Regions from separate parts of the Homo sapiens genome. Here region 1 is linked to region 2. A link is an interaction called in ENCODE POLR2A ChIA-PET data of the cell type or tissue named here. Cell type or tissue: PC-3. All regions are shown on one strand. Links, peaks and the distances in the headings refer to the core of each region. The heading gives the core; the rest is flanking DNA.

Region 1 (2,911 bases), core at 206-2,705, 250 kb before region 2:
GCCCCGATCTGGTGGTAGGGTTGCCTGGAGCTCCAGGCTGGGCAGGACCATGAGAGTGCATCCCAGGCCCAGGATAAAAAGGCCACGAAGGTGCTTGATGCAATCCACAGGCACAGGAAGGCCATGGCCGCTTGAGCGCAGTGCACTAGCCTTTTCAGCCTTGTATTCTCAGGACTCCAGTGGAGCGTTGGTTTGATGTCAGCAGGTGGTTCTGCTGAGTCCTAAACTTGCACCTGAAGCTCAGCACTGCCCTGCTGGAAATCAGGACCAGACCAACATGACCTAGATGTTGCGGAACGAGCTCAGGCTCAGTATTTCCAAACAGGAGAGAGACTATCCATCTTCACTTCTGGCAGGGGGCTGGTCCCTCCCAGTGATTGGGGATTTTCTGCTGCTGGAGAGAGGTCCACTCACCTCCCTCTGGAACTCCGAAGCTTCTGGAAGACTATTTTGGTTTTTATGTCTGTCACCCCTTCACATAGAGGTAAGTCGGTCCCCCATGGGGGAAGCTCGAGCCCCAGGGCAGGGCCCATTGGATGCCTGTTGGCCTAGAAATCTGCCCTGAGCCACCTCACCCGTGTCCTCGTGCTCCAGCCTCCCTGCACTTCTCCCACTCCCAGCACAGGCTGAGCCTTTCCACCTGCAGTTCTAGCATTTTCCACCCCTCCACTTGCCTGGTGAATACCACATGAGTCTTCATGGCCCAGTGCAGAGGACTTTCCCTCCCAGCTTCTGTGCCCCCTCCTCACTGTCCCCAGAAGGATTTGCACTTGTATTTTTACAATTAAGAGCTATTTTATTAGGGACAGGTTCTTGCTCTGCTGCCCAGGCTGGAGTACAATGGCTCTAACACAGCTCACTGCAGCCTCAAACTCCTGGGCTCAAGGATCCTCCTGCCTGGTCCTCCTGAGTAGCTAGGACTACAGGCATGCACCACCACACTGGCTAATTTTTTCTTTTCTTTTTTTGTAGAGATGGAGTCCCAGATTGTTGTCCAGGCTGATCCCAAACTCTTGTCCTCACATAATCCTCTTGCATCAGCCTTGCAAGGTGCTGGGATTAGAGGCGTGAGCCACCATGCTGGCCCAGGTCTACTTTATAAACACTTAAAAGGCTTGCTTTCCTTATATTTCTTCATATCTTCTCTGGCCCTGGCACTGTAGTTAGAACCAAGCACATGCTCTATGCTATATAAATGTATGTTGAGTGCATACATTAAGGACTGCCACAGGAAATGCATCTTACTAGAGTGAGTCTTCTGAGAGGAATTGGACCTGTGTTTAGAACTTCAAGGGAAATGATTCATCTCTGATCTGTGGAGGGGTAGCATGCCTTGCGGTGGCGCAGCCTGCCTCCCTAACCTGCTATTAAAAGATTGCTGGCAGAATGGTCTGCAGATCTTCTATTTACTGTAAATAATCAACCCAGGTAAGGAAAATCCCTCTACATAGTTCTGCTAGTTAAATTCCACCCCAAACAAAGCTACCAGAACACAGCTATTTCAGTCTTAAGTAGGAATAGCTAATGCCATTAGAAATTATGGAAAAAAGAATCCTCTCTCTTTATAGAACAAAAAATGAAACCTGCTTCAGAAGACCACCCATGGTTCTAGAGAAAGTGGTTTTGCTGATAACTTTTAAAAATTCAAGTCTTCTGGAGAGGTGAATTTCAAGCAGCCATAGATCACACTAATTCAAACGCCACTGGCCATTCATGACATGACCTACCCTTGGCCAGCTGACTCTCTGGAGTAGAAACCTTTCAACCCTCCGTTGGTTGAAGTGTGACATAACTAATGCTAGTGTGAACTGCTGCCTTGACTCAGCATAATTATATCCCTATAATTGCATACCAGGACTTACTGAAACTTGTTTGACATTATAGACAATTTTGAAACCTCTCAGACCACTGTTCACTTTCAAGACTGAATGATAAACTTAAGCTCTATTTACAGACCTTAGTCGGTGCCAAATTTGTTTTTAAAAAATGTAATTCCAGCAATTTGGGATTCCAGCAATCCGAAGTGGGCGGATCATTTGAGGTCAGGAGTTTGAGACTAGCCTGGCCAACATGGTGAAACCCCGTTTATACAAAAAAAAAAAAAAAAAAACCCCACAAAAATTAGCCGGGTGTGGTGGCATGTGCCTGTAATCCCAGCTATGCAGGAAGCTGAGGCAGGAGAATTGTGTGAACCTGGGAGGTGCACTCCAGTCTGGGTGACAGAGCAAGACTGTCTCAAAAAAATTAATTAATTAAATTAAATTTTAAAAAAAGAAATCAGACAATACCTTCTTAGTTTAAAATGGGACACATTCAGAATAAGTACCCAGTTGCAGAGACCTTAATAATAGTGGTAATAATGAAAATATGTCATTGTTATTACTGAGGGGTGACAGTGTGCTGGCAGCCCTTGCTCGCTCTCAGCGCCTCCTCAACCTCTGCGCCAAGTCTGGCCACCCTTGAGGAGCCCTTCAGCCTGCTGCTGTACTATGGGAGCCCCTCTCTGGGCTGGCAGAGGTCGGAGCCGGCTCCCTCTGCTTGCAGGGAGGTGTGGAGGGAGAGGTGTGGGCGGGAACAGGGGTTGTGCCCAGCACTTGTGGGCCAGTACGCGTTCTGGGTGGGCGTGGGCTTTGTGGGCCACACACTCGGAGCCGGCCCGCCGGCCTGAGCAGTGAGGGGCTTTGCACCAGGGCCAGCAGCTGCAGAGGGTGTGCCAGGTACCCCAGCCGGCGCTGTGCTCGAATTCTCGCAGGGCCTCAGCTGCCTCCCCGTGGGGCAGGGCTCAGGACCTGCAGCCCACCATACCTAAGCCTCCCCACAAGTGGACTCCTGTGCTGCGGGAGCCTCCCCTAGGAGCCCCGCCCCCTGCTCCATGGCGCCCAGTCCCATCCACCGCCCAAGGGCTGAGGAG
Region 2 (2,911 bases), core at 132-2,631:
CTGCATTTGGCTCCTTGTTTTTGTAATGATAGCGGCTTTCAAGGGTCAGCTTTCACCATATTCCAGAGGATTTGGCCATGTATGAATTTGGTTGAACCAAAAGGATGAATTTTTCATTCCCATCTTCAGATGAACATGGACCCCATTTCTTAGGAGATCACCAAGGGCAATTCTGCCTCTATTCCTTTCTCAAAGAGCGTTTCTAGGGAAACTCAAGCTGTTCTGCCAGGTGCAGCTGCAGAGGCGTGTCTGTGAACACGGCAGCACTGAAAACTATGAAAAGCGAAGGAATCCTTCAGGGAAGAGGGGCTTTACTAGTCCCAAAGACACTCTTAAACAAACAGACAAGACAGCATATCAGAGGAGATAGAGTATTCGTGTGGTTCCTGATTGTATTTTAACCTCATTCCTGCAGGAGAGGCCTTTCTTGTCCCGTCCTCGTCCTCGGGGACCAGCCAGGTGTTGCTGTCCTAGTTTCTGGGAAGCAGCTTTATCCCCCCTTCTCTCCGGTGCAATTCACTTTGTCACCTCAGGAACTTCTTCACTTCCCACACTCTTCTCCTGCCTCCCTCTGCCAAAAGGCTCTACCTCTGCCAAAGGGCGGCGTTTAGCTCAGGGAACAGCTCCCATTATTTATACAATAGTTATGATTTAAGTCCCCAGTCTCCTGGCTGTTCCTGTTTGAAACTGTGTAACTCAAAGAACTTTTCCCATCAGTGAGTAAGTGCAGCTGGCATGTTTATCTTCCTACTCCTTAAATGAGATCATATGTACAGTAGTGCCAAGTTTTCCTACTGTGGGTCAAGCCCATATGCCAAAATAGGATATTTTTGCTGGGAAGGCCAAGAGGTCACTGCGTGGCACATCTGCTTGCTAGCTGTGGGCAGTGGCTTGAGGTTCCAAGCTGGGGAGGAGGGGAGCCCCTGTCCCTAACAGCTGCTGGACAGCACTGATTGTTTTGACCCCTGAAGCATGAGAGGAGGTCATGAATCAGTGGGCAGAGAGTATCATGAACACATTTCATGTCACTTCATGTGTTAAAAAATATTAGATCAGCAAAAGTAGTAGCATCTAATATTTGCAAAAACCGTCTGCAGTTGACTAAATGCTGTTAGAACACAGCTCAGTTTGGTGTTGCGGTGATACAGTTCATGGATAAGGCAAGCTGGCCCTGTTTAGGGATGAGGAAAGTTGGGCACAGCGAGATTATGCGATTCTCAAGCCATGGTGAGGAGAAGACCGAAGAATGTTCTCTTCCATCAGGTGGTGCTACTCCCCAAATGGTAGGGTAGAAGCAGCGTTCCTCTTCTGAAAAGAAAGAGAAGGAGGAAGAAGGAAATGAGGTTTGAGGGGGTGAAAGGAAAATATCTTAGGCCCCCAAAATCACTAAGGAAAACTCAACCCAGGAACTGCTTAGGGCAAACCTGCCTCCCATTCTATTCAAAGTCACTCCTCTGCTCTCTGAGATAGATGCATATCTGATTTGCCTCCGTTGGAAAGGCTAATCAGAAACTCAGAAGAATGCAACCACTTGTGTATCACCTGTCTGACTCACTTCCAGTCTTCTTGCTTTTGCTTCAAGTTGTCCCCCCTTTCCAGACCAAACCAATGTACTTCTTTTTTTTTTTTTTTTTTGAGACGGAGTCTCACTCTGTCACCCAGGCTGGAGTGCAATGGCATCATCTCAGCTCACTGCAACCTCCACCTCCCGAGTTCAAGCAATTCTTCCATCTCAGCCTCCCGAGTAGCTGGGATTACAGGCACCCACCATCATGCCGGGCTAAATTTTGTATTTTCGTAGAGACGGGGTTTCACCATGTTGGCCAGGCTGGTCTTGAACTCCTGACCTCAGGTGATCTGCCCGCCTTGGCTTCCCAAAGTGCTGGGATTACAGGCGTGGGCCACTGCACCTGGCCTGTACTTCTTACATATACTAACTGATGTCTCATGTCTCCCTGAATGTATAAAACCAAGCTGTGCCCTGACCACCTTGGGCAAATGTCATCAGGACTTCCTGAGGCTGTGTAAGGGGTGCGTCCTCAACCTTGACAAAATAAACTTTATAAATTAACTGAGACCTGTCTCAGATTTTCTGGGCTCACTGAAGTCCTATACTTGTGTCAGGCACTCAGTCGTGGGGAATAAGTAAGAGCTGGGAGCCACCGGGATTTAAACGAAGTATGGGCTGTTGCTGGACTCTTCTGGACACCAGTTTCCTTCTCTGTATAATGAAATTCACAATTCCCTACCAAATCACTAGGCTGTTATGAGACTGAAATAAGATCATCCCTATGAAATCACTTTAACAAATCTAAAATACCATGCCCCTGCAAGGTAATCTTATTGTATTGCATTTTAATTTTACTACCAGTATCATTCCAATTGTATAAAAATTTTGTATATACTAATATTCTCTGCCTTGTCACACAGACCCCCGGCGGCCATGCTCTAGCTCATAGGCACGAGCCCACTCCCGCAGGGAGTCAGGCGGGGTGGAGCTTCGGGGCCCCAAGTCCAGCACCCACCTGAGATCTTCACACCCTGAGCAGAGCAGTCGGGGCAACTTAACTGGGCACCAAGTGGGCAAAAATGGCGCCTTCCCCACCACATGTGCAGAAGGGTGAATTCCTGGATGTTGAGGGGTGGGGGCACAGAAACTCCCTGCCCGCTCTCCCCAGGAAGAGGGCAGGGCCCATGGGGACAAGGATTCCCACCTCTTCCCCACCACCATGGACATAAGGCCTTAGTGGACACCAAGGCCCCAGCACGACATCAGGCCCCAAACGACACTGGACTCTAGGTGGACACTGGACATCAGACACCAGGTTGATGCCAGGCCCTAGTCAAGTGGACTCCAGTCCCTGCATAAACATCAGGTCCCAGTTTGGCACATAGGCCCCAGGTGGACACC

Evidence for each region. Peaks named below come from ENCODE experiments on the same cell type or tissue, not always from the same donor. Only the 100,000 strongest peaks of a DNase experiment are listed, where the experiment ranks them.
Region 1: POLR2A ChIA-PET joins it to region 2 with 5 read pairs; 2 of 35 experiments call an interaction of 5 or more read pairs at or near these places.

The regions. Positions count from the first base shown.
Region 1 is chr13:23,677,832-23,680,742 of GRCh38, reverse strand. No RefSeq gene overlaps it. Among named protein-coding and RNA genes, the nearest start is that of TNFRSF19, 110 kb to the right of the region's middle. In PC-3, for the core only: no CTCF peak of the experiment used is centred there; a DNase peak (open chromatin) is centred at 1,292; H3K27ac peaks cover 1,503 bases.
Region 2 is chr13:23,425,364-23,428,274 of GRCh38, reverse strand. All of the region lies in intron 1 of SACS (sacsin molecular chaperone), which reads left to right. It overlaps SACS-AS1 (SACS antisense RNA 1), which reads right to left. Exons shown (of 2, transcript NR_103450.1): 2 at 1-1,308. Among named protein-coding and RNA genes, the nearest start is that of SACS, 6.9 kb to the left of the region's middle. In PC-3, for the core only: no CTCF peak of the experiment used is centred there; DNase peaks (open chromatin) are centred at 674 and 1,524; H3K4me3 peaks cover 414 bases; H3K27ac peaks cover 1,418 bases.